Linked DNA regions of Mus musculus: regions 2 and 3 are each linked to region 1. A link is a loop called in an ENCODE intact Hi-C map of the cell type or tissue named here. Cell type or tissue: gastrocnemius. All regions are shown on one strand. Region 1 overlaps Smad3 (SMAD family member 3). Region 2 overlaps Smad3 (SMAD family member 3). Region 3 holds the start of Iqch (IQ motif containing H).

Region 1 (2,500 bases):
GGGCTTAGCAGACACAGGGCTAGCACGAGCACATAGCCAACTAGTCGCCTCCCCAAGACGTGGCCTTTAGCTTTCTGCCCATGGCCAAAACAGCAGCAGCTGTTGCCAAGGGAGACAGGGTGACCCAGAGGCGTGGGCACAAAATCCAGGGATGGAAATCCACCTTTGTCTGGATCCACCCAAGCAACCGGGTCTCTCTAGTTGAGAAAAGATGAAAGAAAACAATCCCAGGACTGGGAGGGTAGCTCAGTAGCAGAGCGTTGGCCCAACATGCAGGAAGCCCTGGGTTCAGTCCGCAGTGCTGCCAAAGAACCGGCAAACACACACCCTGCTTCCAAAGCCCGAGGTCTACGCACAGGCTGAAGGTACCTAGTCCTACTCGGCTGGGAGCAAAAGTGTTAGCCTGAAATCTCAGAAGCACACTAGCTTTGACCTGCCTGTGAGGAAGGCACAGCCTCTCCTCCAAGCTGACCCCAGCCCAAAGATTAACCAAGAGCGTTGCAGACAGAAGAGATCCACCACCCACCCTGGACACGGATGCTTTGGGGACTCGGAGTTCAAAACAGACTGGGAGAAAGGGCATGCCAGATCTAGTCGAATGAATGCTTTCCCTCTCTAAGTTCTGTTGCTTTGCAAGCAAGATCATTTTAGACCTCCGTGCCTTTTCTATGTTCCAGTTCTGTCGTCGACCATATGAAAGTGCCTTGTAAATTGTGAAATACTTTGCACAGCTATTTCATACTTGATAGCACTGGAGGAGGGTTCAAAACAGAAAGCACTTGAGCTGGGTGCACTCGGGCAGATGGGGGTGGGGGGTGGGGGGAGGCTGCTTCTCCAGACCTGACAGAGCTCTGTGAAACTCAACCGCCCGCTTCAGCAAAAGGATAGAGGAGATTGGAAAGCTGGAGAAGAAGCCAAAAACCCAGGTGCCTCTGACTATCACATCACCCCTAACGCCAGCTGGCAAAGGCTCAGCAGCCAAGCGTTCTTCCAGACCACATACTGCCTGCCTGCCCTCTCCTTTACAGGTGGAATCCACCCACTCAGGTTTGGGGGTTGTTAGATTTTTGCTTTTGTTGTGTTTTGTTTCTGTTTTCTTTAAGTGTCATTCCCACCATATGTGGTGTGTGCTTCTAGGGAAGGCCGACCCTGGGTTCCTGTGGACAGATGTTGTTTTGTGTCTTACTATCAGGGCTGGCAGCCCATACACAGCTGCCTTGAGCAGGTGGCCAAGGATGGAAGCTACCCCTGCCTAGACAGGTGATGACCTCTACTATCGTAGGCCTTCTTTCCATCCCTCTGCAGGCAGAACGCCCCCGCCCCCCCCCAAACATCCCCACCTGCCCCTCATCTGGAATCAGTCTTTAAAGGTGTTTGAGAAGAAACAAAACCAGAAGACTAAAGTGCTCTCACCGCATTGCCCAGACGCGGGTATGCTCTAGAAGGCCTTGGGAGTGAAGTCACTGACCCCTTCCATCAGCCATCTGTGAGCTCCCGCCGGACTCCTCTAGCCCGATGGGAAGGATAAAGGAGGTCAGGACAGATGGCAAAGCGCTTTGGGAAAATAGGCTCTACAGGAATGCAGGGCCGATGGGAGGCCAGCCCTGGGGTGTTTTGTTATCTGCCTGGAGCTGCCTGCTCCATTCTAGGCACCCGCATACTCTGGATTAAAAAGATCGCAAATCAGCAGGGGTGGGGTGGAAAGAGGGAAAGCCCCTACTTTCTGCCACTTGTTTCTCCCGCTTCAAAGTCGGTGCTCTGCTCTCCAACTAAGTGCGTGCGTGCATGCGTGCACAGGGGGCGGGAGGCTGGCACAACCAAATCTAAAAATACTCAGTAAAAATGCTAATCCCAAAGCAAAGAAAGAGCGAAGAAGGAATCTGTCAATCAACGGGCTCCCGCTCCTCACCCACAGCTGTACCGACTGCATTCCTGTAGACGAGGAAAAGAAGTGGGGGAACAGAGCTGAAGAAAAGAAAGGGACACACGCCACCACCTCCACGAGCGCGGGGCGGGAGGCGGCGGAGGAGGAGGGGCTCGGCCGGCAGAGCCGAACAAAGCGGGGCCTCCACTTGGAGCCCGAAGCCCCGAGAGTTGGGGGGCCAAGCTCAGAAACACCCCTGCTGCCCGGAAGCAGCTGGCGACCCTTGAGGTCTAGAAGCCAAAATGCTGCACGGAAGCCAGGTCTCTGAGGCTAGGCAAATCCGAAGGTTTTGTTTGGGGTCCCTCCACCCACTCCCCGTCCCCTACAGGCGCGCGCACACACGCGCACACGCCCTCCCTCTCCACCCGGGCCGCGCTAGGGGGCTGGGCCAGTGCGCCCCCAGCCGCTCTGGGACCCCACCTGGGGATGGTAATGCACTTGGTGTTCACGTTCTGCGTGGTGATGGCCTTCTCCAGCTCGTCCAACTGCCCCGTCTTCTTGAGCTTCTTCACCAAGCTCTTGACCGCCTTCTCGCACCACTTCTCCTCCTGCCCGTTCTGCTCGCCCTTCTTCCAA
Region 2 (2,500 bases), 55 kb before region 1:
CCTAAAGGCAAAATACTTAAAATAACTCTATAACTCACACTATATTTGTCTATCAGACATCCCGGACTTAGAATTCTCAAAAACCATTTCAACAATAACAACAACAACAACAACAAAAACCTTGCATATAATTCTTTTCACAGATCAAGAGCAACCTCTTCTTGTTCCATCTAGCCCAAGTGCCTGTCAAGATACTCAGAAGAATCTAAGAAAATCCAAACATTGTGGAAATGGCAAGTCGTCACCATACACCTGGGAGAAAGTCAATGGACTTTGTCCATACTAGCTTCCTCGACCCTCACAAACCCCACCAGGGAGTCCTATCCCTTCACTAATACAGACTAGAAAAGCGGGGGAGGGGGAGCTGGAGAGAGCACAGCAGTTAAAGGCACTTGTTCTCACAGAGGAGCCAGGTTTGGTTCCCAGCTCACAGTCACCCGTAACTCCCGAGTCTGAGATCTAAAACCCATTTCTGCCCTTGGCAGGCATCTGGCACACACATTCAGGTAAAGTACTCATACGCATAAAACCTCTTAAGGAAAAAAAGAAAAGAGAGGAGAAGAGAAGAGGAGAGGAGAGGAGAGGAGAGGAGAGGAGAGGAGAGGAGAGGAGAGGAGAGGAGAGGAGAGGAGAGGAGAGGAGAGGAGAGGAAAAAGAAAAGAAAAGAAAAGAAAAGAAAAGAAAAGAAAAGAAAAGAAAAGAAAAGAAAAGAAAAGAAAAGAGGGGCTAGAGAGATGGCTCGGTTAGGGAAGTGTCTGTCACACAAGCATGAAGGCCTGTGTTAGGATCCCCATCACCCACATGAGGGCCAGGGGCAGCACTGGACCACAGAGGTGGGTCCCTGGAGCTCGCCTGCTTGCTGGCCCAGCTGGATTAATGTAACATGCTCTAGGTACAGTGAGAAACCCTGTCTGAAACAATATGGTGGGACACACACACACACACACACACACACACACACAGAGTCAAGGCTCAGAAAGGTTAATGACTTGGCCAGTGCTGTAGAATGGGTCAGGAGCAGAAGACTGGGATCCAAACCCAGTTCTGATTCTCATGCGCATGCCCTTCTTCACAGTGCATGTAATGAAGCAGGCAGCCCATACAGCATTCTCTACATTACACATAGCCTACCTAGTAAGACTTCCAATACCCACCCCACCCGCACAAAAGGTTTCCCAGCAGGTCAAGAATAAAGACCATAAAAAAAGAGTCCATGTAGAACCATATCCACAAATAGCTGGGCCTCGACTAGCTCAGACTTAGTCATATTTCCTAAGTGATGGGAAAGGCACATTTTATTTTATTGCCTTTGAACTTCTCTGCCAGGGTACTGGGCAGAACCCAAAGGCAGAAAACCTGTGAGGCATAGGGTAGGTAGATATACAACCAGCCAATGAGCCACCAGTCCAGTCAACCCCATTGTCCAGGCAGGGACAATGATACAACTTCTGAGACTTGAGACCAAGGACATACACAGGACAATAAGAACCCTGCAAAAACTGTACTGTCACATGGCCGGCTGAGACTGAGTGGCCTACTGCCCTCTGCAGGCCTTAGTGCCCAGAAGAGCAGAGACAGGTGGCCAGTCACCTGTTCAAGGAGAGGACCTGCCTGAGGAGGACCCAGGACTGAGGACTAAAGACAAGCTCTTTTCTTTTTAAAGGTGGTGTCCGGCAGGCGGAGAGGGAGGAGGAGGAAAAACAAGACGCCAGTAGACGTTTCCCATTCAACCTCAGACAGGGTAAATATTTGCTCGTCCACTGTGAGCTTGGCTCTGAGAGAATCCTCAGCTTGGCCGCCTGGGTTCACACTGGCATCTGGTCTTGATTTGAGGCCCAAGGCAGCCAGTGCTTAGCCCATGGCACCGAGACCAGTCTCCTGCTTTGTCTGAGAGCTAAATGGATCCCACTGGACAACAGTGAGAGAACACCCACCAGAGAGGCCCTGTTGCTCACACACAAGCACCAGGCCATGCTGGCAATGAGGCGGCCCATGTGGGCTGTGCTCATCTCTTCCCCAGGGAGCTGCATGGGAGGCGCATGGCCTCCAACTCCACCACGAAGAGCCTAGGACAGAGCAGACACACACACACACACACACACACACACACACACACACACACACACACACGCCAGTGCCACACCACCACTGGAGCCAGCCACACTATCCACAAGCTGAGGGAGATCTATTTCCTGAGGGCCTACTGTGTGCCAGAAATTGCTTAAAGTTTTGAGTGACAGCCATGGATAAGACTGGAAAAAAGTCATCTTTAGGGAGTGGCCATTTAACACAGAATGACAAATTATAGTATTTTCATGGCTGACACAGGTTGACCGTCTGGAGCCCAGAAGTCTGGGGTCCGGACACAGTGTCTTGGATACACCCCACCACTCGAGAGGAAATGAGGGGCAGGAATCACAATTCATGCTCCAATCTCCTGACGTGTAAAGAAGGCTTCAAGAACATCTGGCTTGACACCCCTTGACAAGATGGAACTAAG
Region 3 (2,500 bases), 150 kb before region 1:
ACACGGAAAAAAACAAAACAAAACAAAGCAAAAAAAAAAAAAAAAAAACCAAACCAACCTAGCTGTTTCAGAAAAATTGTTCAACTGTCACAAACTGAATTACACTGGAGAAGTCAAGTCTTTGAGAGCTTTCTCCCTAGATTATAAATAAGATATTTCTCCAAGTTTTCATTTTTTATGTTGTTTTGTAATCCAGGTGATCTTAAAAATATGTTTGGTAACGCACACCTTTAATCCCAGCACTTGGGAGGTAAAGGCAGGCAGATTTCTGAGTTGGAGGCCAGCCTGGTCTACAGAGTGAGTTCCAGGACAGCCAGGGCTACACAGAGAAACTCTGTCTCGAAGAAAAAAAAATTTTAAAAAAAGCTTGGGTGTGTGTTCCCAAGCAAGCAGTGACTATTGTAGGTTAAGAAGCACGGGTCCCATAGCTCACGTTCTCTTCGAACTTCTCACCACCTCCTAATGATGAATCTGTTTCTCCTTCACATCCCCAAGCCATGGATGGACTTTAAACATTTCATAATTTATTTTTAAATGGTGCCTTGAGCACCCCAGCCTGCTAGTACAGATTGATAATCCCAGTTACTCAGGAGGCTGAGGCAGGAGGATCACAAGTTCCAGGCCTGCCTGGATTGTAGAGGGTGCTCCAAGACAGTCAATGACCATCTGGGCCCGAAGTATAAGGAAGACAGGTGATGCAGCCTAGCGGTAAAGCACTTGCTTGGCGCTAGCATGTCCTGTGTTCAACCCCCAGAGCATGATGCCCTAAAGTGTAGGCGTTTCCTGCTATAGGGCCGAGAGAATAAATGGTGGTGCTTGGGATCACAGGTTTCGGGGTTCGAGGGGAGGTCTGTGCGGCCGCCAGCCCGGCCTGTTTCCCACCTGGATTAGGATGGATCCAATGGGGTCGCTGTCCTCCTGGGCCTGCGCCATGACTAAGGAGGGCAGAAGACACTAGGCTCCGGAGGTATGGCCTCCTGCGGAGCGCTCCTAGATGGTGCGGGCACCCGTCACCATAGCAACGCGGCGCGCGCGACCGGCGCGCTCCACTGGAGGAGCGGGGAAGGGGGGTGTGAGGGCCAGCCGGAGCCTCGGCTGCCCAGCGCGCGGCCCCGCCCAGCGCGCGTGCCCGGATCATCTCCCCCGCGTGCCCGCTGCAGTGGTACGGCCCAAGGCGGAAGCAGCGCCGGCGCGGAACCCGCTCTGCCGCAGCGATGGCTGCCGGTGTACCCTGCGCGCTGGTTACCAGCTGCTCCGCCACCTTCACCGGGGACCGGCTGGTGCAACGTGAGTAACCCGACGTCTGAGCCGGGCTGCAAGGCCCAGTTCAGAGCCATGGGCGCAGGGCCGGCGACCTCTCCCGGGCTCTGCCCGAGCTGGGCCCTAGGCTCCGGCTCCTCCGCAGGTCTCGGCGCCAGGCGCTTAACCTTCTGCCTGTGTAAAGTGAGGCCGGTTTCTGACCTCCCGCCTCAGGGGTGGTGGCAAGCACCCCCTAAGATGATATTCAAGACCCCGGAAATTGTGCTCTTAGACGAATGTAAGGCGCTGGAGTTGCGGTGTTGTGTTTGGGGGTTATGCCCCTGCTGCTGGGGTAGTGGTTCCTCTTGTGAACTGAAGTGCTCAGCAAAAAAACAAAAAAACAAACAAACAAAAAATGCACGCGCGTTAGTGTTCTGCCAGGATGATGGACTGACCAGAACTCCTGTGATTGTGGAGAGCTGGAATTTTAATAACTGTAGCCAGATTCTCGTGGACTGTCTCTAGTCTCCTTCTTAGCCATTTGTTGCCCACTTCTGTGTCTGACCTAATATCCTCTGACTATCAGGTAAAGTCCTTTTGGGAATAAGCAAACAGACCCCCTAGCTTCCATCAACCCAAAGGCTAAGAATTTTATCAGTTGGTGTCTGAGGCCTACAGCAAGGGCTTCCACGATGTGCTGTAATCCACCAACCTGTTGTTCCCCTCAATGTATTTTTAGAACATCCTGATATGTAGCTTTGTTGTTCCTATAAGAACACCATGGAATTGTTATTGCCACGTTGGAACATTTGACTTGAGGCACCCCTGATTCCTGTTCCCTTTTCATGATCCCTCATATTTGGCTCCAGAATAAACGCTTACTCCCTTAGAGATGAGAGCTGTGGGCGTTCTTGATTCCCTCCCCTTGATTGTGTGTGTGTGTGTAATGTACATACATGCATACTTGTGTGTACATGATATTTGTTGGGTGCCCCCTCACTTGCAGTTACATTTCTTGAGTTCTTTCTGAGGTGAAAGTTCCCCGGAAAAAAATGAGTTTGAGGTGTTACTGCACCCAGTGCTTTTGCTTCTGGACCCTAAGGGCTATAAAATTCAGGGTTTTGTTTTTGTTTTTGTTTTGTTTTTTTTGCCTTTGTTGTGCATACGCGAATATACGTGTGTGTGTGTGTGTGTGTGTGTGTGTGTGTGTGTGTTTTCTGCTTTTTAGTCCCACTGCTCTGTGCATACTGAGCGTGGCACT

What was found. Hi-C counts contacts between places; a loop is a spot of excess contacts. Peaks named below come from ENCODE experiments on the same cell type or tissue, not always from the same donor. Only the 100,000 strongest peaks of a DNase experiment are listed, where the experiment ranks them.
Region 2: it touches region 1 in a loop (4-fold over the local background); 13 of 42 quality-filtered maps call a loop at or near these places.
Region 3: it touches region 1 in a loop (2.5-fold over the local background); 3 of 42 quality-filtered maps call a loop at or near these places.

Annotation. Positions count from the first base shown.
Region 1 is chr9:63,755,128-63,757,627 of GRCm38, forward strand. Smad3 (SMAD family member 3) reads right to left here. Exons shown (of 9, transcript NM_016769.4): 1 at 2,345-2,500. Among named protein-coding and RNA genes, the nearest start is that of Smad3, 1.6 kb to the right of the region's middle. In gastrocnemius, no CTCF peak of the experiment used is centred here; DNase peaks (open chromatin) are centred at 950 and 1,581; H3K4me3 peaks cover 2,500 bases; H3K27ac peaks cover 2,500 bases.
Region 2 is chr9:63,699,917-63,702,416 of GRCm38, forward strand. All of the region lies in intron 1 of Smad3 (SMAD family member 3), which reads right to left. Among named protein-coding and RNA genes, the nearest start is that of Gm51710, 30 kb to the right of the region's middle. In gastrocnemius, a CTCF peak has its summit at 1,557 (motif pointing left); DNase peaks (open chromatin) are centred at 1,576 and 1,894; H3K4me3 peaks cover 220 bases; H3K27ac peaks cover 1,791 bases.
Region 3 is chr9:63,601,485-63,603,984 of GRCm38, forward strand. Iqch (IQ motif containing H) reads right to left here and starts at 1,009. Exons shown (of 22, transcript NM_001311098.1): 1 at 883-1,009. The coding sequence starts at 933. Aagab (alpha- and gamma-adaptin binding protein) reads left to right here and starts at 1,162. Exons shown (of 10, transcript NM_025857.3): 1 at 1,162-1,287. The coding sequence starts at 1,215. In gastrocnemius, no CTCF peak of the experiment used is centred here; a DNase peak (open chromatin) is centred at 1,090; H3K4me3 peaks cover 1,996 bases; H3K27ac peaks cover 1,469 bases.